Regions from separate parts of the Homo sapiens genome. Here region 2 is linked to region 1. Evidence: read pairs that join two places in POLR2A ChIA-PET (ENCODE). Cell type or tissue: OCI-LY7. All regions are shown on one strand. Region 1 holds the start of LINC01549 (long intergenic non-protein coding RNA 1549). Region 2 overlaps LOC107985511 (a long non-coding RNA gene).

Evidence for each region. Peaks named below come from ENCODE experiments on the same cell type or tissue, not always from the same donor. Only the 100,000 strongest peaks of a DNase experiment are listed, where the experiment ranks them.
Region 2: POLR2A ChIA-PET joins it to region 1 with 6 read pairs; 2 of 35 experiments call an interaction of 5 or more read pairs at or near these places.

The regions. Positions count from the first base shown.
Region 1 is chr21:17,438,545-17,443,544 of GRCh38, forward strand. LINC01549 (long intergenic non-protein coding RNA 1549) reads left to right here and starts at 346. Exons shown (of 4, transcript NR_037586.1): 1 at 346-453; 2 at 3,130-3,299. RefSeq lists an enhancer at 1-558. In OCI-LY7, no CTCF peak of the experiment used is centred here; no DNase peak of the experiment used is centred here; H3K4me3 peaks cover 118 bases.
Region 2 is chr21:17,202,211-17,207,210 of GRCh38, forward strand. The region is part of intron 1 of LOC107985511 (a long non-coding RNA gene); the gene reads left to right. Among named protein-coding and RNA genes, the nearest start is that of LINC01549, 230 kb to the right of the region's middle. In OCI-LY7, no CTCF peak of the experiment used is centred here; no DNase peak of the experiment used is centred here.

The sequences.
Region 1 (5,000 bases):
CCACCCACTGAATTGATTCTCTCACACTAAAGAGTGGCAACCCACTGTTTGAAAAGCACTCAATGGGATGCCCTTTATTTTTCTAACCCTGTAATTCAATATAGAGAGACTCTGAATTGAGGACAAGCCTGATGAGTTTGAGGTATGGAATAAAGGAATCTGATCGGCTCCGGGTTTGTTGTGTTTTTAAATCTTCCTGTGTGTTCATTCTCTTCACCACAGAGAGGACTCTATTATCTTTGCTCAAAGAGCAGACAGTGCTCTAGCTGTTTTCCCCTGCTTAGCTTTGATCCCTGCAGCCATGCTCAGCCCTTCCCCCAAGCCCTCCCTTCCAGATGGATTGAGGCTGTTGAGACTCCAGGGGTGTTCGGGGCTGGGAGCCTGCTGAGTGTTCCCTGTTCCCACCTCCAATCTGCTCCATCCTCCAGCTGCATTTCATTCCGGATCTACCAGGTTAATGGGATTATCGTTCTTCTCTGTTATTCTGTTATTTCATATAGGGTGAATCAGTTTGTTCCTGGGACAATTTTTAGATGGTTGCTGAGATGACAAAAATGGATGGGGATTTTATTTTAGGAATAAGTGTTCTTCATCAGCCAGGATTTAATCTGGGAAGAATTTATTCACTCTCAAATGGGTTACTTTTTGAAGTGACTTAAAAATAAGATTTTTTTGGCTGGGTGTGGTGGCTCACACCTGTAATCCAGCACTTTTGGAATCTGAGGCAGAAGGATTGCTTGAGCCCAGGAATTCAAAACCAGCCTGGGCAACATATTGAGACCCAGTCTCTATTATTTAAAAAAAAAAAATTTAAATAAGATTGTTTTATCAGATAAAAGCAAAGCATACCTTAAGGCACAACTCATGTTTTAATGCCTATATCATCATCGAATCAACCATACAACATTTTAGCTTCAAATTTTAATTTTGGTTAGAAAGATAAAGTGATAGACTGATTATATCATTTATTTTATTCATTATATTCAACAACATTTGCTCAGTACTTATTGGATACAGAGCACATTTATTGACCTCAAGATATCTAGACCTTTAGAAGGGAGTTTTTTTTAAATGCCTACAGATAGCCATTATATAAAATAAGATTTTAATAAGTGACTATACACAGTATAGTTCATAGCCTAATCATAGTATCTCCTCCTTTTCAGAACTTGTAAGAGTGAAAAGAGAAATTACTCATTCCTAGTGTATCTGTTTTTTCAGGACATGAGATTGCCAAATTTCTGTATTCTTCATTTTAATTAAATGCATGATTGATTGACTGAATGGATGCTGACTGTCTATTTGGTGCCATGTGCTATAAATGTGATGAAATGATCTTCCTATTGATCTTTCTTTGGTTTCTTGATGTTTGTCTCAAAAGAATTGACTTCCCAATACCTGGAACGCATGAGGGTGGAGAGAGACTGAAAAATGGAAAGAAAGAGGCATGAAATAAGGCTACTGGGGACTCGGGTTTTTCCTTCCTCTCTGATTGTCCAAATCCAATAGAAATATAAAGTGAGGCTGGGTGCGGTGGCTCATGCCTGTAATCCCAGCAGTTTGGGAGGCCAAGGTGGGTGGATCACCTGAGGTCAGGAGTTTGAGACCAGCTTGGCCAACATGGTGAAACCCCATCTCTACTAAAAATGCAAAAAATTAGCCAGGAGTGGTGGAACACACTTGTAATCCCAGCTACTCGGGAGGCTAAGGCAGGAGAATCGCTTGATCCTGGGAGACAGAGGTTGCAGTGAGCCGAGATCACACCACTGCACTCCAGCCTGGGCAATAGAGCAAGACTCCATCTTGGAAAAAAAAAAAGACATATAAAGTGATATAAAATATAAAATTTTAAACTATAGTAGCTACAATTGAAAAAGTCAAAAGAAACATAAAATTTATTTTTAACAACATATCTTGTACAATCTAATATATCTAAAATATTATCTTTACAATGTGAAATCAACATAAAAAACATTAGTGAGATATTTTACATTCTTTCAGGTATTTTTGGACTATTATCTTCAAAACCTGGCATGTATTCTTCACTAACAGCACATCTCAATTTTGATTAACCATATTTCTTGAGTTCAGTAACCACAAATCACTAGTGGCTGTCATATTGAACAACATAGCCTAGATAAAGAAGCAAAAGTCAAGGAAAATCTAGATAGTTAATAAATTTCTTTAATATTTAGAGGAAGGGACTCTTACTTCATGGGGTAGGAGGAAACCTGAAAACCAGTTTTCTCTTTCTGCTGATGGAGAAATGGGAGTTGCCAACTCAAGATCCACTCCTTTCTCTTCCAGCCTCTCAGACGTGGGGAAATGAGATAGAGCTGGAGCTGAACCTCTCCTACTTCTCTCCAGCACCCCAGAATTAAATCTGCTCTGAGGAAAATAAAGGCAACTCTACAGTCCTCACATTAGTATCATGACTTGCAGTTGATAAATGCTTTCATGTACAATATATCATTGGATATTTAATCATACTGTGACGTGGTCAGTCGAAGTATTACTATTCTCACTTTATAGATGAATGATCTGGGCCTCAGGGAGATTAAATGGCTTGCTCCAAAGTAGCACAGTTAGTATCCAAGTGTTTTGAAATTTAACCTAGTGTATGTCTCACTAAACCAGAGCTGCCTGGCAAAAGGAAGTTAAGAAAATATTTACAGAAGTATGATTTTTTTTTCTTCTCTGGACACATTTCATCTACTCCACACCCGCCCCCCACAAAAAATAAAAGAAAAGAAAAAAACCACTGGTGATCATTTTGCAGAAATAACCTCTTGGCCAATTGAGCTTTTAACTGGGTTTTTGTATTTTTTTTTAAGTTGGACCTCATTGTCTAGTGTAGCAATTTAGAACATCTAATTATTGACAGCAAGTCAGCATATTACAAAGGCAGAGTTTTTGCATTGGCTCTGAAATGTGTTGCAATCATTTTTGTCTGGGAAAACAAACAAAAGTGGATAGGCAGCATGGTTGTTACATGAGATGCTGGCTGAGTCCCAGGCCCTAGGACATTGGCTTACCTACCAACAATACCTCCCTTTCAGGCGATGCCAACTGTTTTATGAGAAGATCACAGTTCTCTGGAAGTGAGCTTTTGTGTTTTGCTCTAATCAGCAGGATCCAACTTTACTACTGTCATGGAGGGAATTACAGTAATTCTACCAACTTTTGAGGCAACCTTCTTCTGACACTGTGTGAAACAGACTGAAAAGACTCTAAAGATGGAGAGAGCTCAATGCTTGAGAAAAGGAATTCTGTCCTTTGAAAGGTCTCTAGAACAAAGGGTATGCAATATGTTTATCACTTCAACTTCAGAAACATAATAGGCTCTAGAAACACATTCTCATTGATCTGTTTCTACTGCTTCTGTTTTTTTTTTTTCTGCTTCACCCAATCGTCTTCCTATTTTTATCTCTTTCATTCCACTCTGGAGCCATGTTGCTTGGTCAGGCCACCCTTCAAAATAAATGATTTTTTCCCTCTTTCATGTTATACCTGTTTTCTTAATTCTTGGCTGTTACTTTTCTCAGTTAACCTTTGGCAAATCATAATGAAATTAAATTTAGCTGGTTGTAGAGAGAAAGAGTCATTGTAGAAGTTGGGATGGTCTGGAAGTGAATTAAAAAGTATTTTGATAGCCCTCAGAATGTGGACAAAAATAGTAAAAATCCAGCTGGGAGTCAGTGTATCTATTTTATGTCATTTGCAGTAAATTGTTGGGCGTCTCCTTGTAGCTGCCACAATAATGCTAATGATGGTGACTTCTTGCTCGAAGTGCTGAGTGTTGAATCCTTTGCCCCAGTTATGTGCCACATACTGATTTCCTTAGCAGTAGACAAATACTGGAAACACAAAAGGCAGAAGCCATGTCCTACTAAGCCATTCCCTTTGTCTAGTTTATCACTCAGTTCTGTCTATTCTTTCCTTCCTCTGTGGGAAATGGGGAGTTCATAAATGGTAATAACAAACTTGCAGAAAAATGTTAAGATAGAAACTTTTGTAGCAGCCAGCATTTTTCTTAGAGGAGGTCAAAGCATAAAGAAATAAACTGATCAGCCTCTGTTCCTATCTCCCCCAAAAACTCCTTCTCTAGATATCCTACTCTCAGAAACTAGTAATCAGGCATTATGAAAAATTACTTAATCCACTGGGCCAATTCATGTAGCTTATCAGCTATCTGCCTTTAGACTGAAAAAAAAAATAGCCAAATTATTTACTTGCAAATCCAGAAAGTAGGTGAAGTTCTTTAGCAGTTTAATGTTACTATAACAGTCTAATTCACAGGAGCACACACATTTATAAAATTGTCATCTGCACGAGTTGGCACACCCACATGAGAGAAATGTCATCCATGACAATGGGGCTATCAGGTCTTTTATAGCATACATTCTACTATAAATTTATAGGGATCAAGGAAAAACTTCTCTTTGCCATCTGAAGGCTTACTGAAAAATCAACTGACAAAAGGCAGATTAATAGGCAAAATGGCCTACAGATGTGTTAGTGAGCATGAGGGAGAATCACAGAATGATTGTCCAATATCCCAGTGAGGTACAGATGGTTGTATATACTTCTTAGGGGAAAGACAGATAGAGACGTGTAGATGATTTTTAGGGGATTTCGATGGGCCTGGAGAACCTACAGTGGCCTGGGATAAAGTCTTTTGGGCCAGCAGAGCAGACAATAGTTTGTGACCAGTCTGTCCAGGCGTGTTGATAGAATTCAGTCTTTCTTCCCATGAGTTCAGTTAATAAAAACTCAGGGAAGGGGCCAGAAGTAATTGTTTTCTTCATTGTCAGGTCCAAAATGTAGGCAAATAAGGAATTTCAGGGGACAACTTCATCCTGCAAGGAGGATTAAGAGACAGGACAGGGAGGAGGTCCAAGAGACCTTGAGGCTTCTTTTTCAGTTCAGCATGTCAAAGTGCCATATTTTGGGGTATCCGTTTCTAAGCTCTAACACATTCAAAGTACCTCAAAAGAACC
Region 2 (5,000 bases), 240 kb before region 1:
GTTAGAATTAGCAGACACATACATTTAAAATGTTATTGTTACTATATTCCATATGTCCAGAAAATTGAGTAGACACATGGAAGATATCTTTTTTAACTCAAATCAAACATCTAAAGATGAAGATACTGGAGAAAAAATGAACTTGAAGATATAATAATAGAAACTATCCAAATATGAAACATAGAGAAAAAAAGAAAATGAATTTTTAAAAAACCATTGGTAGCTGTGAGACAACTTCAAGCAGCCGAACATATGTGTATTTAGAGTCTTCCATGGAAAAGAGAAAGAGGAGGAAAAAGAACAAATATTTTAATAAATAACCTCAAAAACTATCCAAATTTGATGAAAACTATAAATCCACAGTCTAAAAAGTTCAATGAACCCTGAACACAAAAAATGTGAGGAAAACTGCATAAGAATACATCATAATAAAATTGCTAAAAGCCGGTGATAAACAGAAAGTCTTAAAAGCAGCCAAAGTAAAAGCAAACACTATGTTCAGATGAAGAGACATCAAGATAAGAGCATATTTTTTGTTGGAAACAATGCAAGTGAAAAGACAGGAGAGTAATATATTTAAAGTACTAAAGGAAGAGAAAACTGTCAACTTAAAAATCTATACCTGAGAGATAATATCTTTGAAAATATCAATGAAAATAAAAGATTATTTTCGAAGTCAAAATAAAGATTATTTTCAGACATACAAAAGCCACAGGAATTTATCTCAAACATACCAACAAATAATTAAGTTGAACAAATTCCTAATATTTGAAAACAAAAAAAATCACTTTCTAAATAATTCATAGGCCTAAAAAAATTAAAAGAACAAATTCGAGTGTATTTTAAACAGAATAAAAATGAAAGTGTGTTTTAAAAAGAATAAAAATAGAAGTGCAATTGTTATGGGTTAAATTGTGCCCTCACCCCAAATTATGTTCTTACCCTTAGTACACCAAAATGTGACTTTATTTGAAAATAGGATCATTACAGGTATAATCACTTAAGTTAAGATAAGGTCATACTGGATAGGGAAGGCTCTTAACCCAGTTTGGTTGGTGCCTTTGCAAGAAAAGGAGAAAAGACACACACAGAGAGAATACCAACTGATGACAGAGACAGAAATTAGAATGATAAACCACCAAGCTAAGGAATACCAAGGATTGTTACCACCACCAGAAACTAAGAAAGGACAAGGAAAGATTCTGCCCAGTGACTGCAGGAGAACATTTTGGTGACATTTCGACTCTGGACTTCTAGCCTCCAGAACTGTGAGAGAATAAATTACTGTTGTGTTAAGTGATGCAGCATGTGGTACTTTGTTACAGAAACCCTAGAAACTAATATAACATATCAAAATGTATGGGATGCCCTTAAAATAGTACTTAACATTTAATTTAACCTACTTAATATTTATACTTGAAAATAAAAGTGATCTTGTCAATGACATTAGCTTCCAAAGCAGGAAGAGGAGAAGGAAAAAAATAAGTATCTGTGCAGAAATCAATTATCTAGAAATCACGAAACAAGTCAATGAAACCCAAAACCCAAAACTCAAAACAGCATGGTACTGGTACCAAAACAGATATATAGACCAATGGAACAGAACAGAGGCCCCAGAAATAACACCACACATCTACAACCATCTGATGTTTGACAAACCTGATAAATACAAGCAATGGGGAAAGGATTCCCTATTTAATAAATGGTGATGGGAAAACTGGCTAGCCATATGCAGAAAACTGAAACTGGATCCCTTCCTTAAACCTTACACAAAAATTAACTCAAGATGGATTAAAGACTTAAATGTAAGACGTAAAACCATAAAAACCTTAGAACAAAACCTAGGCAATACCATTCAAGACATAGGCATGGGCAAGGACTTCATGTCTAAAACACCAAAAGCAATGGCAACAAAAACCAAAATAGACAAATGGGATCTAATTAAACTGAAGAGCTTCTGCACAGCAAAAGAAACTATCATCAGAGTGAACAGGCAACCTAGAGATTGGGAGAAAACTTTTGCAATCTATCCACCTAACAAAGGCTAATATCCAGAATCTACAAAGAACTTAAACAAATTTACAAGAAAAAAACAAACAACTTCATCAAAAAATGGGTGAAGGATATGAGCAGACACCTCTCAATTGAAGACATTTATGCAGCCAACAAACTTACGAAAAAATGCTCATCATCACTGGTCATTAGAGAAATGCAAATCAAAACCACAATGAGATACCGTCTCACACCAGTTAGAATGGCAATCATTAAAAAGTCAGGAAACAACAGATACTGGAGAGGATGTGGAGAAATAGGAATGCTTTTACACTGTTGGTAGGAGTGTAAATTAGTTCAACCATTGTGGAAGACAGTGTGGTGATTCCTCAAGGACCTAGAATAAGAAATACCATTTGACCCAGCAATCCCATTACTGGGTATATACCCAAAGGATTATAAATCATTCTACTGCAAGGACAGATGCACACGTATGATTATTGCAGCACTGTTCACAATAGCAAAGTCTTGGAACCAACCCAAATGCCCATCAATGATAGACTGGATTAAGAAAATGTGGCACATATACATCATGGAATACTATGCAGTCATAAAAAAGGATGAGTTCATGTCCTTTGCAGGGACATGGATGAAACTGGAAACCATCATTCTCAGCAAAGTAACACAGGAACAGAAAACCAAACACCGCATGTTCTCACTCATAAGTGACAGCTGAACAATGAGAACACATGGACACAGGGAGGGGAGCATCACACGCTGGGGCCTGTCAGAGGGTGGGGGGCTGGGGGAGGGATAGCATTAGGAGAAATAGCTAATGTAAATGACGAGTTGATGGGTGCAAGAAACCAGCACGGCACATGTATACCTATGTAACAAACCTGCATGTTATGCATATGTACCTCAGAATTTAAAGTATAATTTAAAAAAGAAGAGGAAAGAAAATTTACATTCTAGCCAGACTGATCAGAAAAAAAAACAATGAAAGAGAAGACACAAGTTACCAACATAAAAAATGAGAGAGGTAGCACCACTATAAATTCTATGAATATTTAAAGAATAATAAGAAAACATTGTGAACATATTTGTGGCAACAAATTGACCAATTTAGATGAAATGAAAGATTCAATATTATTGAGATGTGTATTCTCCCCAGTTTATAGATTCAACACAATCCCAATCAAAATCCTAGCAAGGCTGTAGAAACTTACAAGCTGATTCTAAAATTTATATGGAAATGCAAATAATCTAAAATACTCAAAACAACCTTGAATAAAAAGCCAAAATAGGAGAATTGACACTACACATGATATGAAGATTCATGATAAAGCCATAGTAATCAAGATGATGCTATTGGCATCACACAAGATAAACATGTAGATCAATGAAACAAAAAGTGCTCAGAAATAAGTTCACACGTGTATGGACAATGACTTTCAACAAAGATGCAAAGGCACAATTAATTGGAAAAGGACAGTCTTTTCAAAAAGAGTACTGGAAAAATTTAATTTCCATATGGAATAAACAAACTTTGATCCATATCTCACACTGTATAAAAAATTAATTCAAAATAGATTATGCATTTAAATGTAAAATCTATAAGAAGTATAAAAACTTCTAGAATACAGCATAGGAGAAAATTTAGGTGACTGAGTTAAACAAGGTTTTATTACTTACTATACAAAAAGAACAATTTATAAAAGAACATGTGTTAGTCCATTTTCATGCTGCTGATAAAGACATACCCAAGACTGGGCAATTTACAAAAGAAAGAGGTTTAATTGGACTCACAGTTCCACATGGCTGGGGAGGCTTCAAAATCATGGTGGAAGGCAAGGAGGAGCAAATTATGTCTTATGTGGATGGCGGCAGGCATAGAGAGCGAGCTTGTTCAGGGGAACTCCCATTTTTAAAAAACATCAGATCTCAGAGACTCACTCACCATCACAGGAACAACACAGGAAAGAGCCGCCCCCATGATTCAACCACCTCCCGCCAGTTTCCTCCCATGGCATGTGAGAATTGTGGAAGTTACAATTCAAGATGAGATCTGGGTGGGGACACAGCCAAACTATATCATAACACATTTATAATTTTTACTTCATCAAAACTTAAAACTTCTGCACTTCAAAAGGCTTTTTAAAAATTTTTTGAGACGGGACTGGAGTGCAGTGGCACAATCTCAGCTCACTGCAGCCTCCATCTTCTACAATCCTCCCACCTTAGCTTCCCAAGTAGCTGGGACTACAGGTGTGTACCACTACATCCAGCCAACTTTTTCTTTTTTTTGGTAAAGATGAGGTCTCACTATATTGCCCAGGCTGATCCCCAACTCCTGGACTCAAGCAGTCCTCCACCTCAGCCTTGCAAAGTGCTGGGATTACAAGCATGTGCCACTGTGCCTGGCCAAAAGACTATTAAAGATTAAAAATACTATTAAAATAATTTTAAAAAGCAGCTTAACTAATGAAATAAAATATTTACAAATCATGTATCTGATAGGGGAATTTTACTCAGAATATATAAATAACTCTAAATCTCAATAATTAAAAAACATAATCCACTAAAAATATGGGCAAAATATTTTAGTAAACATTTAACTAAAGAAAATATACATGACAAGAGAATTTTTAAAAATCCTCAATAACATTAGTCACTAAGATAATGCAATTTAAAATCACAATGAGATTACAAATACAAACCTATTAAAATGGCCAAAATTTGAACCCCTGAACATACCAAGTGTTGGAAAGGATGTGAAGGAATTGAAACTCTTGTTTGCAGCTGGTGAGACTGCAAAATGGTGGGATGACTCTGTAGAGCATTTTGGCAGTTTCTTAAATAGTTAAAAATACACCCACCATATGATCCAGCTATTCTACGTCTAGATAGTTACCCAAGAGAAATTTTAAAATATTTTCATACAAAGATACATATGAATGTTTACAGCAGCTTTACTTGTAATAGCCAAAATTGAGAAGCAACCAAAA